2 separate regions of the Mus musculus genome follow, and region 2 is linked to region 1. The links are chromatin loops, found by intact Hi-C in ENCODE. Cell type or tissue: left cerebral cortex. All regions are shown on one strand.

Evidence for each region. Peaks named below come from ENCODE experiments on the same cell type or tissue, not always from the same donor. Only the 100,000 strongest peaks of a DNase experiment are listed, where the experiment ranks them.
Region 2: a loop joins it to region 1, with 2.9 times the contacts of the local background. A loop is called at or near these places in 12 of 42 quality-filtered maps.

Annotation. Positions count from the first base shown.
Region 1 is chr16:44,764,522-44,772,521 of GRCm38, reverse strand. Cd200r1 (CD200 receptor 1) reads right to left here and starts at 6,786. Exons shown (of 7, transcript NM_021325.3): 1 at 6,450-6,786. The coding sequence starts at 6,513. In left cerebral cortex, a CTCF peak has its summit at 4,382 (motif pointing left); DNase peaks (open chromatin) are centred at 4,765, 5,529, 5,852, 6,757 and 1 more place; H3K4me3 peaks cover 1,489 bases; H3K27ac peaks cover 452 bases.
Region 2 is chr16:45,119,120-45,127,119 of GRCm38, reverse strand. Ccdc80 (coiled-coil domain containing 80) reads right to left here. Exons shown (of 8, transcript NM_026439.3): 6 at 4,170-4,273; 7 at 918-998. Among named protein-coding and RNA genes, the nearest start is that of Ccdc80, 29 kb to the right of the region's middle. In left cerebral cortex, CTCF peaks have their summits at 3,181 (motif pointing right) and 4,307; DNase peaks (open chromatin) are centred at 4,343 and 5,934.

The DNA.
Region 1 (8,000 bases):
TAAAATGGAATTATTGGTATTAACTATTTCATTTTTAAAAAATCAAATAAAGTAAATAAAGTCAGAAGGTTATGATGGGCAGGAATATCATGCTTATGTGTGGTAAAAAAATTAAATTAAATTAAATTAAATTAAAAATAGAAAAAAAAAAGAACTGTAAAACCATACATAAGGTCACTGCTACCTTACACAGAAAACAAGACAATTACCCAACAACTATGGGAAAATATGGACAGAGCCCACTCATGTCATGATTCCTTACAGGCAATGATGATAGTTTGAAAGCATCCTGTGTAATCCTTCTCTTTCCACCTTTAAAAACTTCCCTTGCCAAAACCTCTTTGTATACACACATAGTTGACGATGACACATACTGCCAGTGTGGAGCAACTCCTAAATATATTTACTAATCTTTGGGGCATCTCTCCCTGGTTGCTCTCTAAGTTAACAACACACATGGTCACTTTCTCCTTCTGAAGCCCCTTTCTTCACCTCCACCACAATGCCTACGTGTTTCTTCTCTGTCTCCTTCCCATCCTACTCCAATACCCTCTCTGTAAGCTACCTTTCTCCTTGGGCATCTTGGTGTGGGTATTCTCCCAAAAGTCAGGGCTCCTTTATGTTAGTTAGTTAGTTAGTTAGTTAGTTAGCTAGTTAGTTAGTTTTGTTTTTGTTTTTGTTTTGAGATAGCACAGCTCTAGCTATTCTAGAACTCACTCAGTAGACCAGGCTGGCCTCGAACTCAGAAATCTGCATGCCTCTGCCTCCTGCAAGCTAAGATCAAAGGCATGCACCACCACCCAGCCACCTCTATTTTAAAAAACGTTTTGTTTATTTGCTTGCTTGTTTGAGACAGGCTCTAACTATGTAGCCTTGGTGGAGCATACCACCTCCCTCACGGGCCTAAATGCAGAGACTGAAGGTATGCATCACCATCCATAGATAGGTCCTTTGTAAACTACTCTCTCCTCAGTATCTTCTCCCCTCATCCTTTCCACCTTCCAGAATTTCTGCTAAATCTCCACACTTCCTCACCCCCGTTCTACCTGAGCTCTCTGTGTGTATCATGGAGACTGTTCCACCAGCCCCAGAGAGCTCTTCTCACAGCCCTTACTCTGTCATCACCACCTGATGCCCTGACAAGATCAGATTTGCCGGTTACACTTTTATGCCATCCTGTAATTTTCCTACATATTTTATGTTCTTTAATTATTTGCGAGAATTTGTGTAACATCTATCCTCCCTACCAGATTCTAAGCTCCAAATAAGTGGAGTCTATGGCTGTCTTTTTGAAGTGCTGGGGTTTAGTTTAAACCCTTGTACATGGTAGACCAGTGCCCTGCCACTGAACTACATCCCCAGCCCTGCTACATCTTTCTTCATCAAGTATCACCAGTACAAAGCACAGTACTGACACATGGCCAAACACTCCCTTGCTTACTCGTCGTTCAAATGACCAAGCCTCATTTTGGCTGTGACTTATTTTTCCTAAACAGGAATCTCAAGCCTCTAATTGTTCTTGTTTCTCTCTTAAATGTGACTCTTCTTTCCCGTGCATCGCCTCTAAAACCTTCCATACACAGAGAGACTCTTGCTCAGCTCTTTCCCTTCTATTGTTGGTCCCACAGAGCCATTCCAACTAATTCATCCACTGAAAGATTAGGCGACATTATTGGCAGTTCCTTGAACATGGCTAGTTTCCACATACAAGATGGGAGAATTTAATACAGAAGTGTCTTGAGTCCTTTCTGTCTAAAAATTCTTAATCTCCTAATATTATCATGCCTATTTGTTTCATAAGTGAGGAAATCATGTCTAATGAAGTTAAGTAATTTCTTACAGGTGAAAATACCACAGTTAGTCAGATTAAATGTGGCCAAACCCCAGCAATATGAACAAAATGTCGTAAACAGGCCTAGAAGATCGGAGATTAAATTCAGAGAAATGATGTAAGAGACCGGCTGACTCCCCATTAGAGATTTTTTTGGGTGTTAAAGGGGAGGGGAGATCAATATCAACCCATAATTCTACACATCCCCAGCAAATATATGCTTTGGTAATGAAAGTAAAATAAATATTTCAGACATAAATAGTTAACTCTTCATATAAAAGAAAACTGGGAGAACTTCTTAACCGCTAAAAGTAAAATAAAAACTAAAGTGATAGAACTGATTTGGAGAATAATACCAGATAGAGGCTCAGAATTTCATGAAGGGATGCAGAACATAGGAGGCAGCAACTCTAGCATGTATCAAGAATGTGCCTCCCAGAATCCCCGCCAGGGATAGCCCTTGCTCCTATGACTGAGAGCAGTAAGTAGACAGCCTTCATTTTTCAGAGACTTCAAAGGACGGTTTGGTTTCTTTGCTGAAGATCAAGCCCTTCCCCAGGCCGCCCACCTAACAACTGAATATGGCAGAGATATAAATGACCAGTGTTCTGATCAGTGAAATCTCTCAAAACTCCAGCTTACTCGGCTCCCCACTGTGCCCAATGACAGTGGTGACCGAGATGCAGGAATGTCTGTACACAAAACCCCAATCTAAGTCTGACTCCACACCACACTAAGTGCTGATGACCACAGCATCAACAGTTCAGAGCAGCAGAGATGCTTAAAGAAAATCGCTTCTTCCTAAATGGAAGAACTGCCAGTTGTGTCTCCGTGCTGGCACTTCTCTAGGGCACTTCCCCTAAACACACACAAGATTGTGTTCTCAGAACAAATGGAGCCTAGCTTTTCAGACATGCAAGGCATCTAAATTTTAGGTATGAAAACCTTGAAATCTTTGCTTAGCGTCAACGCATGAATGACATCAGTTCTTGGGGAAGAATGAAATGAGTAGATCATAGTCAACTCTCATAAAAACTTCATGTATTTGTGATATCTATTGTTTCTTAATGTGATGGATGTTGACTGCTTCTTAGGGAGTATTAGCATCACTCAGTCCAAAGCTACATGACACCCTCCGGCCTGCTCTCTAGACCCAGTCAGGAGCTAGCAAATCAAGGGAGAGGACACAAAAGCTCGCTGTGCACTGATAACATTTTAACGACTGCATAGATTAATTCTTCAGTCACAATAGAAAGTCAGATGATCACTGGATGGCTTTGTTGGGTAGCAACATCAGCTTACATTCACCTGGTCATACTGAGAAGTTAGTTTATCACAGTGAGTACCTTCATTGATTCCACCTTGTTCTAGCCATTTTGAGCTGGCCTCACCTAATCTAAGATCTGTATCAACTAATTTCTCAAGCTCAGAACATTTCTTTCCTTCTAGTTAAGGCTAAGCATAGTCCCTGTAGGTGATATTGTCTCCTTTCCCATCTCTTCCTAGAACTTGCTCGCTGTTACACAGAGATAGTTATGGCTCCCCAGACTGAAGACAAACATTTCTAGTGCTTCATCTCTCATTTGCCCGTCTGTCTTGCCTTTGAGGGAACATCTGCTTTCTATATGGTGCGCAAACTCTAGATCTTTCTGTTCTCCCCAGGGTGGATAGGCATGTCCATCCTTCATGTCCTTCCTCTACAGTTCCCTTCGCAGCCACGAATGCCATAGCACAGAACCTTCTACTACTTCAACTCCTAATTCAAGCTTTCCAAAGTGTGACTGCCAATCAACAGGATCCCTCTGTCACATTCTCCAAAACTACTGCCTGAGATTATTGCTTCTCCTTACAAGCTAATAGACGGCCTCACCATCAACTGCACAATATCCATATTCTCTCCCTGTTAACGAGCCTCAGAAAGCAGCCTCATCCTTTATTATATTATTATTATTATTATTATTATTATTATTATTATTATTTAGCACATTGTTCGTGCAAGCTGGATCTCATTGTCTCACAGAACCTCCGGGTCTCTCTGTTCGGTGACACACCCTGCCTCCCAGTTTCCTTCTCTATCTATCTTCTTTATCTGTCTGCCAAAACATGTGGGTCAGGGCCCACTCTTCTATAACACTCTGTCTCAAACACCCCCCCAAAAAAACTAACATTCTCAACACACTATGGTTTTAATATTCCTCACATTTTTTACTTCAATATTTTCTGACTTACAATGTTCCTTAAGGATTTCTTTTTTTTTTCATCTCCCTCATTTAGATTGCTGGGAACTTTTAGTCAGCATTCTTGCACATGAGACACACACACACACACACACACACCTCTTAGTATTCTTATTCGCCAGAATCTTGAACATTAATGTCCAAAGGAAAACACACCTATGTGTTATGCTAACTGGCAAATGTATAGTTAGCACAAACTTTAAAAAGGAAGAAAGGGGTTAAATCGATGAGGCCTGTTCCTTGCTTTTCTGATGTGGCATTTAATCTCTATAGGGCTCAGTGTGTCTCCTCCTGTTGGTACCTGCCCCCTAGTGGAAGGCAAGGAAAATGAGTCAAAATTCTTTTAGGGAAGAAAACAGTAGAGGATTGTTGGTTCCTTTTTCTTGTTAGCAACTCATATTGGCAAAACCAGCAACTTCAATAAAAGGTGGGGTGATCTCAATCAGGACATGAAACTATAATTTGAACATAAGAACTTTGAAGACAATGGGACAAAATAAGGAGAAAGAAAAGCCACAGTCTGTGAACATGGAGGTCGTTCAGCCACGCACAAGATTAGATTCTTGTTAACTTCCCCTCGGGTGCTTTATTAAATAAACACCACAGGGTTTGAAGTTTAAAGTAAAATTTAAAAGTAAATAGGCAAAACAAGAGCATTCTATCTATCACTCACCCTGATGCCCTGCCCTCTCTCCTGTGCGAATGGATCTTACACAGAGGGAGCTACTCCTGTCGGCAGCAGCACTAAGCGAAGCCATAAAGTCTCAGCCCTGGCTGGCTTTCAACTCACAATCCTAAGTCATTCTTGGTGAACTTGTCATGTCAAAGCATGTGTATAAAGAAGTAATTTACTGATTGGCATTCTAAACGTTTGATGATTTTCTGATGCCAGCTTGGATTTCAGAGACTTGGAGAACGTAGTGTCTCCAATGCACGCCTTTAATCCCAGCACTTGGAAGGCAGAGGCAGGTGGGTTTCTGAGTTCAAGGCCAGCCTGGTCTACAAAGTGAGTTCCAGGACAGCCAGGGCTATACAGAGAACCCCTATCTGGGGGAGGGGGGGTGGGGGGGGGAGGACCTTTCAGCTTTCAAAATTCAAACTCTGCTATGTTTCCATTTTGTTGCTTTTTTGTCTGATCTACTAATACACAACCTGACACAACCTGACTGGGCTTTCCCTGTCAAATTGATCCTGCACAGACTTTAAAGGCTTTCTAGAGAAGCCCAACTACTGAAAGACTCAGGACACTCCCCCCCCCTTCAAATTATAAACAAATAATTAGCTTAGCGTTTTCAGCTGTGCTACAATGGGTGCCTCTCAGTGAAAAGCAATCCGGGTAAACTGCACACTCCAATGTTTTGTGGTGCTTATGGAAATAAGTACTGCGGACAAAGCACTTCACCGCCCTAAGCTTAGGTTCTAGCTATGTGAAACGGAGCTTTCTTCCATCCTGACCTCAATGGCTTGCTATGCACATCAAAAAGAACAGATAACTGAAAATTCTCAGCAGAAGGGTGCAGTGGTGGATCATAGTTATCTTACGTGTGCTCACCAGTAAGACTATCATGTGATGTTCTCTTTCTGGAAGATAGACCAAAATGTGATTTTTAAAGGAATTCTGGTGAAAGGAAAGAAATACCGTGTCTCCTTTAAATTGTTAAACTATACATTTCAGAGCTAAGTCTGTTGTTCCCTCGTAGCTACTGCAGCTACTAAAAGTGAAACATGAAAAAGCCTCCTACACGAACTCCCACCACCCTTCTACAGTGAAATCAGGACACCCGCACGGTAGCCCCAAATTCTATTGAACTCCTACAAAACTGCAGACATTGAGGCGTGCACCTCCTGATTCAGAAAGTGACTCCTGTAGCCCACATATCTTCAAGATAAAGGCAAATATACATCACAGATACACCAGTGTAACTGTATGTGTAAAGCCTGCAGTCACGAAAAGTGTCAGGAAAAAAAAAAAAAGATACGTTCCCAACTTACACTGTTGGCGAGGGAGACCAGAGATGATAGCTGGTTGTTGGTTTGGTTTTTGGTTTTTGGTTTTCCCCAAGAAGAAGATACAGAGACCCCCATGTCATTTTGATTGCTATGAATATGTGTTTAATTTATCCTGACCTGTCCTGAAGGGGGAGGGGAGATGAGGAAGCGACAGTGGAGGACATTATAGAACACAAAGCAAAAATAAATCAGACAAAGCAGAAAGTAGAGGTGACAAGGTAACCCATATCTGGAGCAACCCTTATCTCTACAACAGAAATTGGCTTGCGTTACCCAGCGAAAAGGGACAAGGCTTAAATGCTGCGCAGAACAGGTCTCTCCTCCCTTAGTCATTCTCCCCACCCACACCCCCCAAAAAATTTCAGACTCACCAGCCACAAAGACCCCCCATATTAAGAGCACTGCTAGGGCAGAAGTTCTCCAAAAGCAAAACATTTCGGTTTTCTGGTTTTCCGCCGCTCACTCGGTACTTTTTCTCCTCAGAGGTAAGGGAGCAGCAGTGACCATAACCCGGATCCCTCTTCTCTCGGGTTGGCTTCTGCGTGGTAGCGCACCTCTTAACCCATCCGCAGGGAGCAGCCCCGTCCTGCCTGCCAACTCCTTCCACTCGCGTGCTTTAGTCTGGCTTGGAAGAGAAGAAACTTCTCTGGGACTTGACACAGCAATGGATTTCCTGTGCAGAACCGTGAAGCAAAGACAGAGGAAGCTGACTGAGTGGGTTACTTTCAGCCCATTGGCTCTTTCTCTTCTCCTGCTGCTCACAGATAAACTGTACAGTAAGGCTCTGAACATGCCCAAGACAGATGGATGTGTCTAAACCTCCATTCAAAACTGAAGAGGGTTATCGATCGATTTTCGCCGCGTGCTTGTAAATTTCCTAACCACAATGAATTTCTGGAAAGTTCTCCAATATAATAATAATAATAATAATAATAATAATAATAATAATAATAATAGTGTGTATACCCTTCCTCAGTCTTTAATGCAGAATAAATATTTCTACTTGAAAATGCCATGGTGAGATTACTATCTAGTCTGGAACCCCACACATAATGCTGGGAGCATCAAATGCGTTTTTCTATTATTTTCTATTATTTCTATTATTACCCTAACAATCCCAAAATGAGAGGCTTAAACACAGCACTAATGCACTGCCCGGGAGTCAAAAGTCTGAACGTCATGATATGGGATTAAAATCAAGGCGTAGCCAGGCCTTTGCTTCTTCTGGAGACACGACCTTTTCCAGCACCCAGATGTCTCTGCGCTCTAGCCTGCGGCCATCGGACATCATTCTAACCTGTGTTCCATTGCCATAGCTGATCGCCTGATGATGACCCTTCTGCCTTCCTCTTACAAGGTCCTTTGCGATTAATTTGTCCAATGAGCATTGTCTGTTCATCCGAAGATCCTTAATTTAATTACATTCACATAGTCCCTTTTGCCACATCAGTGAACGTTCAGTCGCAGACCTCTGTGGGAGGCTCAGTACTGAATTTCCATTCTCTTTGACTTTCGAGGAGTTAGGTTGTTGTAGTCACAGATAACCGCCTTTGAGTTGTCATAGATCTGAGAGTCTAACTTCCCAGAAAAATTCTGTGTAATGTTACTAGTTAGTATAAACTTAGATTACAGTTGAGAAGAAGGAAAAAAAAAAAAAAAACCAAAAAACCTCTGTGGTAAGAATTTCCTACCCCTGAGCAAAATGCTCCAGGAAGAGGAAGAAAACATTGTCAACAGGAAAAAAAGATAAAACAGCACGAATTTTCAAAGTTAGCAATTCCCTCTTCCCTCTTGCCAAACATTAAACTCTATATATTACCCTCCTCCACCTCTCAAGCTTTCTCAGTGCACCATTCTGATTCAAAGGAACAAGGAGATAAGATCCTTAAGAGAAAGAAAGACTTGAAGACATGTCATTTAAA
Region 2 (8,000 bases), 350 kb before region 1:
GTTCATAGATACAACAAACCAAGAGGAAATCACCGAGAGAGCAGAAAACCCACAAACCTGTTCTCTTTAGTTCAAAAGCCAGTTGTTTGCTAGGAGTGTCCAAATAGCAATTAAATGTTTGGTTGTGCAAGGTTGTTGTTGCCAAACTGTGGGACTATGGACAAACTCTGGCATCTCTTTTGAGAATATTACAAAATACAGAACCCATGCCTTAATTTAATCCTGCAACATCAACATCTGTAGCAATCTGTCAGGGACAAACAATGATGTTTCTATTTTTAGGTATGTTTCCAATTAGCTTACTTCTTTACATTCCAGTTTTCCCTTCAGTGGACAATGGAAGCTTGTTTTATTGTCCAGAGTGAAAACAATTATATTGAAAACCAATGACTGGATCTAAACCAGTAGTATGTGTGAAAAGAAAAGAAGAAATGAGGAACTGTGGCTTTCTGGGGGGTCTACTCTGGTGCTCAGCCAGGTATTTCCCACACTGGCATTTATTTCAAAATGAGGGTCTGTGGACGAAGGATGGCTCTGCCTTCTGCGAGCTCCAGTCTGTTAAGTCATTTTCATTTAACTTCTTTGAGCCTTTTATTGCATTTCCTTATCTTGTGAACAGAAATCAAGATGTTAAGACCTCATAAAACAATCATGAGATTAAATGATAGAGCATAAGATGCTTTGAAAACCTTAAAACTCATTATCGAACAAAAGCATGATTTTGATTATGAACGTGGATGGCTTTACTGTTGGTTTGAATGATGTCATATCAAGATCAAGATTAGTCCTTAGTCCAGCCCCTGCCCCATACACAACATGGGCACACAAGCTTGCTTCTGTTCACATACTAGTTCCTTAAGGCATACCCACTGAATGCATATAGCCAAAAATAAGGTTTTAAAATAAGTAACTATTACCATTAATTGGGAACAGTTCTAAAACTCCTCCAACTTCCTCTCCAACACCCAAAAGCTTCAGAATGGTTATATGTCGCAGACCTAACACAAAAGGAAAAAAATTACAAAATTAGAGGGAAAAAAAATCTGAAACTGTCTTTTCCGCCCATACACCTGACAACCGATGAATTTCATGTCACTTAAAGTCTGAAAGAAATATAGATCACAATAAACCAAGTAGAATAATCTGTCTTTGATATTTCTTTTTTTAATTAGGTATTTATTTCATTTACATTTCCAATGCTATCCCAAAAGTCCCCCACACCCTCCCCCATCCACTCCCCCATCCACCCACTCCCACTTCTTGGCCCTGGCATTCCCCTGGCATATTAAGTTTGCACAACCAATGGGCCTCTCTTTCCACTGATAGCCGACTAGGCCATCTTCTGATACATATGCAGCTAGAGACACGAGCTCCGAGGGGGGGGGCTACTGGTTAGTTTATATTGTTGTTCCACCTATAGGGTTGCAGATCCCTTTAGCTCCTTGGGTACTTTCTCTTGCTCCTCCATTGGGGGGGGGGGCCCTGTGATCCATCCAATAGCTGACTGTGAGCATCCACTTCTGTGTTTGCTAGGCCCCGCATAGTCTCACAAGACACAGCTATATCTGGGTCCTTTCAGCAAAATCTTGCTAGTGTATGCAATGGTGTCAGCATTTGGAGGCTGATTATGGGATGGATCCCCAGATATGGCAGTCTCTAGATGGTCCATCCTTTCGTCACTGCTCCAAACTTTGTCTCTGTACCTCCTTTCATGGGTGTTTTGTTCCCAAATCTAAGAAGGGGCAAAGTACCAGAGAAGTCACAGATTTTAGGACTTACAAGAATCAGGTGGTTTTGTGTGTGAGGCAGACGGACTGAAATAGATTTGCTCTTAAAATGATTCTTGCTGTAATATACCAAAATATGAAACTAGTGAAATTAAACATCTACCATGGCTTAAGCACAGTGTTGGATTTGGGGGGTGGAGGTGGAGGTGGGGGGAGATTAAACCTGAAAGTTTCATACCTTTTATGGATAACTCTTCCCCTCAGAGAGAAAACCCCCAGAAACCATCTAAGTGATGGGTACAGAGCCAGTCACAAGGGAGGTGCTGCCCTGGACTGACAGGTTCTGACTCATGCAGAGGATACAGAGGGGAACCCCAGGCAAGCGCAGCTAAGGTTTCAGCCAAGGAGGGAAGGTCATGCCTTGATAGCTTGTTGGAATTCTTTTGAAGATGAAAGGCATGTGAGGTGATTCAGAAAGAAAACAGCAAGATGAAGAGAGTCGGGGTGAGAGCTTCGAGCTAATGATAAGATCATTAGCCCAGGGAGAAAGTTAAAAGCTTCTATATGGGAGGGCTCCTTTAAGGAGGAGCTAAAATCAAGGCAGAATGACATTCCACACAGTTCTGTTTGGTTTTCTACCTTTATCTTTTCCCGGAAGGGTGAAGCATTCTATTCCAAATACTAGTGAGTCATATTTTCAGAAACTGAGGATCATGAACAAAATGACTCCGGGAAAGTGTGATTTGTTCATGTTTCCTTCGCATAGCAAAAGACTTTGCTTACACTCGCGTGGCACAGGCTTTCTGTACCAGTATTAAAAAACCAAACAACCCCTCCTGGCTCCTGAGAAGGTATCTACAGAAAGATAGCAAACCATGATAATTATTTGGTGTCGTTGTCTCTTTAACATGTGTCACACTCCACAGCCCAGGCTGGCCTGGGCCTCAAAAACCCCTAGTTGGAGTCTCTTGGTGCTGAGATGACACATATGTGCCACCAAAGTGGGATTTGTTTTGACTTACATTTCTACTGTGACTAAACCTTCAGTGCTCTAAGTATATCTTTCATAATCAGCACCATTGATGACTCTGAAGAGTTTTAAATACAATTCAGAATATTGACACAATCAAATATTGTATGTTGCTAGTTGTAAAGCATTAGCCATGATAAACGGAGTATACATGAAGGATCCCTGGATTGTCTTACTATTTAGAGCTTACTTGCTGCCTTCCTTTGCATTATTTCATATCTTACATTTGGAAAGTACTTGAGAAATAATTGAGATGTACTGGGCTGTATGATAGAATTGGGTCCCACCGATGCTTGACAAAACTCATGAACACCCTTCCTTCAAAACTCAAGTACAGACTTTCTTTTTTCTATTTTTTTTTAAATTTATTTTATTTATATGAGTACACTGTAGCTATCTTCAGATGAACCAGAAGAGGGCATCAGATCCCATTACAGATGGTTGTGAGCCACCATGTGGTTGCTAGCAATTGAACTCAGGCCCTCTGGAAGAGCAGTCAAGTGCTCTTAACCACTGAGCCATCTCTCCAGCTCCCAAGTGCAATTTTATAATTGTGCCATAATTATAGACAGACTCTTCCTACCCGAAGTATCAAAATAGTCTTGATTTGGAATGTTATAATGATGAATTTTTAAATCAGTGACAGGAAACCAGCCCTTCCATACATACATACCTCTAATGATTCAAACTGCTCGCCTCGGCAGCTGCACAGATCACACTGTCAGCTGAGATAGTAACACTACTGGCCTCACTGTCACCCCATGTCACACTGAACCTAGTAATAAGTTCTGTAGATTATGCAAGTATTTCTGTGGCCTGGTTAAAAATGATACTAGTGCTTTTAGTTAGCCGAGCAGAAAATGTTTAGCAAATAGGGTGACATGTTATTTTTCAAAATATTGAGGGATTTGCAACAAATAGACAAGAAACATTTTCTCCTTTCTGATTTGGCCTTAAAAGGTTCAGAACTAGACACAGTGACACACGCCAGAAATTCCAGCACACAGGAGGATAAGACAGGAGGATTTGAAGTGACCTAGTGATGTTCTGTTTCATAAAGAAAATAAGATTCTGTTTTATTAATTCCTAGAACAAGATCAATATATGGAGAATTACAATATATTAGTATCCAGTATCCAAGTATCAGATAAGTGATCCTGCTTGAATTTCATTAACTTAAGACATGTTTTTCAAAAATCAATTTCTTAAAAAAAGCAGTAAATACTTTCAAACACTTGGAAAGAATGCATAGTTGACTGAGACAGTACTTTGAAAGCAACTTCATATTCAATATAATAGAATATGTGTCCGGGAATGTGCATCTGAATTGGAGTATATTTGGATGTTCCATTTTAGAATCATCCAGGAAGAAAGCAGTATGGGAAAGCCAAAATAAGGTGCCTTCTACTCACCAAAATTGCATGCCTGACCGTTGAGGGCAGAGAGCTGTTGTGAATAGGCCCAGTCTTCATCATTAGGAGCAGAGATCACCAGCAACCTCCTCCTCCATCGGAACCTGGAAAAGATGCAGAGAGCCGCTATGACTGCTTCATACACTAGAGGCCAGTGTAAGAAAACGGAGCAACATCAACTGTTGGGTTTTCCATTCCCAGAATAAAAATCCCTGACCCATAGAACTCTTCCACAGTTTCTGAAAGCCGTTCAGCTGGGTTACCACATACTCTTACTTTTTCTGTTGTGCCTTCTGTCTGCCTGAATGATATGTTGAGTCATGGTCATCATGTCTGATGAGGACACTCAGAGTAAAGTGACACTCAGTTATAAGGTACAGTAGTCAAAACTGTAAAGGAAGCAATCATGCCAAGACGACAGAAGAATGATGAAGAGCCAAAGTCCCTGTAGAGCTCCCCCATGAGTTCAGCAGGGGCTGGGAAATGAGACTATAAACAAGAAAGGGCTAGAAATGGGCTGCCAAATTTTAAGCACATGACTGAAGCAACAAGAAGGAAAGTAAGAAAGTCACTAAAAAGCTTAAAGAGGATCCTAGAAAAAGAAATCTCCTTTTTTTCATTAGATGGGGGTTGTCATTCTAGAGGCAAATGCATGTTCTGATCTCTATCTTATTATCATTAATAAGTGGCAATGCAAACTGCCCCTATGAAGTCTGGGATTTTGATAAAGCCAGCTTCTATTGTTAGTATAGCTGTCGTAGTGGACTAATAGACCTTTTATCTTATACATGGAAACTTGAACTCAAGTTTGTCATTACTACTTTTTGGATGTCTTTGTGCATGTCACTCAGTTCAACTAAGTCTCAAATTTTTATTATTTCTGGAGTAAAAAGTATGTTAGCTTCTACTTCAAAGAGGTATAAAAAAATTAAACTCCCAAACCCAACAATGTATTATCCACATGATGGCATGGAATGAGGAAATCATGTCTTCATTTACAGCTGTTCCCTTGGTCATCATCCATCACGATAAGACATGACAACCTATTTGAGTGTGTCAGTATGTTGTTTTAAAGCTCATTTTCACTGCATAGTAAGTGTGCTTCACTAAGGCTCAAGAAAGCAAGCTGGTTTTCCCACACTTTATGAATGATAAGACATAAAGAAGTAATTTGCACAACTAGTAAATCTAAGGTGGTAGTGGTACCAAAATCCAGACTTAAGGATGATGATGCTATATTTGTGCTCATAGGGTCCCTAGTACAGTATGAAATAAATACAGTGGGCTCCTAGTGGATGGAATTATCTCAAACTGGAGAAGGAATGTCACTTTCTGCCTTAGGTGCAGGCAACCAGAAGGTATTAACAATCACGGAGCCAGCCATTTTGATTATGTTTTCGCTCCCTCTGCCCCATCTAGCCTCAGAATGAGTGTGAGCATTTTTAACCCCAAAGAAAATGGCCTCTTGGAGGGAAGAGTGGTTTGGGGGGAAGTGAAGGAATATAATAGTCTAATGAAATACAAGCTCTGAATGGATGTCTGTCTGCTAAGGCTTGCCAAGGATTGCTTGCTGTGACATTACATTCACTTCCTCTGCTTGTTTTTTCTTCAAAGGGAAAGGAAAACAAGTCTCCCCTGAGGATGGGAGATGAATGTTTTGGCACAGATAGAGGGAAAGGAGCATATGAGACAGTTCCAGAGGCTCCTGGGAAAGAGAACAGTGGCGGCTGCTGGGTCACAAGCTCCATCTCTGATCTCCCTGCTTCCTTAGGAGAAATGCCAGACCAGAGCTGGCTCCCAGCCAGCGTCTAACCAGGCCAGTCTCTCCGGCCTCCATGGAGCCATTGAGTTATTTTGGTGAGGTCTGTTTTAACTTGTTTACCTGTATGTGCCACTGAATGAGGTTTTGATGGAAGAGGGATGAGACGCCCTGTCACAGACACAACCCAGAGAAGGTTGCTTCCCATAAGGAATGATTGGACTTCACGCCCTGGGACCTAAGGCCCCAGCTCAAAGGCACTAAAAAAAAAAAAAAAAAAAAAAAAACCTTCCAGGGCCTGTGACAAGAATCATGACCCTGCTGAAGCCCCCATTTGGGCCAAATTATTCTTCTGTCATGTTAGCTTCTCAGGAAGTGAGACCCTACAAGCTCTGCATGTGTTTGCTTCATTTAACTGGCATCCCAAATTAGTGTGCATTTGCCCACTGTTTGGGGCTTCTGTCTCAGGAACGGTAATTATAGCCTAAAGTACAGTGCTAAAGAGCAGACTGGCTTCAGGGTCTGGTCAGTTGAAACCGAGCTGAGCAGTCTCACCAACCAGTCAGCAAATTTAAGGAAAATTCCCATTTAGGGACTGGCTTAACCATAGGATTTTTTTTTTTTCATTTTGGAGCTCTTTTCTTTTCCCTTTTTGTCTTAGCCCAGATATCAATTCTGAATGGTCTTCTGAGCTTCTCTCACCAACAAAGTATGTTGTAGGAGAGGAAAACTGCACTGGACTACTGTAATAGCATGTACGGATCATTTGCTTTGTACTAGGGCCTAGGCCAGTGTTACCTTTAGTATTAAGTTGCACTTTTACAATAATTTTAAGAGCAAGAATGCTTATTATTGCCATTTTGCAAATTAGAAAACTGAGTGAGAAAGAAAGAAAGAAAGAAAGAGAGAGAGAAAAGAGAGAGAGAAAGAGGAAGGGAGGGAAGGAGGGAGGGTAAGAGAGAAAGAGAGAAAGAAGAGGCAGAATTCCAACACAGGGCTATTTTATTCCTGCCTCTGAGTAACTGTTTATTCTGTTTAAAATTTTAAGATATTTTATTAGTTCTTTAAATATTTCATACAATATATTTTGATCATATTCTCAGCCTGCCAACTGTCCCAGATTTACCCTCCCCACCCACAATCTCCTACCAACTCGACTTCCAGTTCTTTTATTATTATTTTTTTTAAAAGCCATTAAATACAATTGCATTGTCCAACTACGCTTAGGAGTAGGGCCTGCCCTGGAGGGTGGTCTACCCACCAAGAGTCACCATTAAAGAACACTGGCTGTCCCTTTTCCAGCCACCATCAGTCTCTCTTAAGCTAGTAAGTGGGATTATGTGTCTATCATGAAAGATGATGTAGGGATATTTAAGTTCAGAGGCAGTGGATAACTTTAAGGAAAATGTTTTCTAGACAAAACTTATAAAGATCATGACTCCATCCATAAGACCTGTAAATAAATCTCTACACACACACACACACACACACACACACACACACACACGTAAAGTTAAAAGAGGTTGGCTTACTGACAAACTTGCAACTTCAAGTGCAACTGAAAAATTAAGAAGTTCAGCACAAGTTGAAATCTAAGTGAATTTAATCGGAGGAGGGTAGCATTTGAAAATATCCAAACACAAGAATTTATGGGCAACATTTTACATCTGCATGTGTAACAGGGGAAGGTCCTTGGTATCAGTATGGATGAGTATACAGCAACCCTGCGTAGAGGAAGGGTTCCTTGCTAGCATTATTTCAATTTTATAGTGGAGAGATTTTTAAGGCAGTTTAGTTAAGAAACATAAGGTCAACATGATGAGTGTGTTGTAGAGTGAATCTTCATATGAATGATAAATCTTATCTTCTTTAGATGAGTTACTATACCCTAAGAGCCCCAAGTCTCCTGAGTCTGCAGGAATTCAAGACACTCATGTATTAGTCCCTTATTTCTTGAGATCCTGACTAACACGAGGCAGCAAGTAGAGATCAAGCCCATCAAGACTCACATTTAACACTGAGCCTCCAGCAAATGTTTACTTCATTTCCGGAGACCCTCAGCCCTGAAGTAC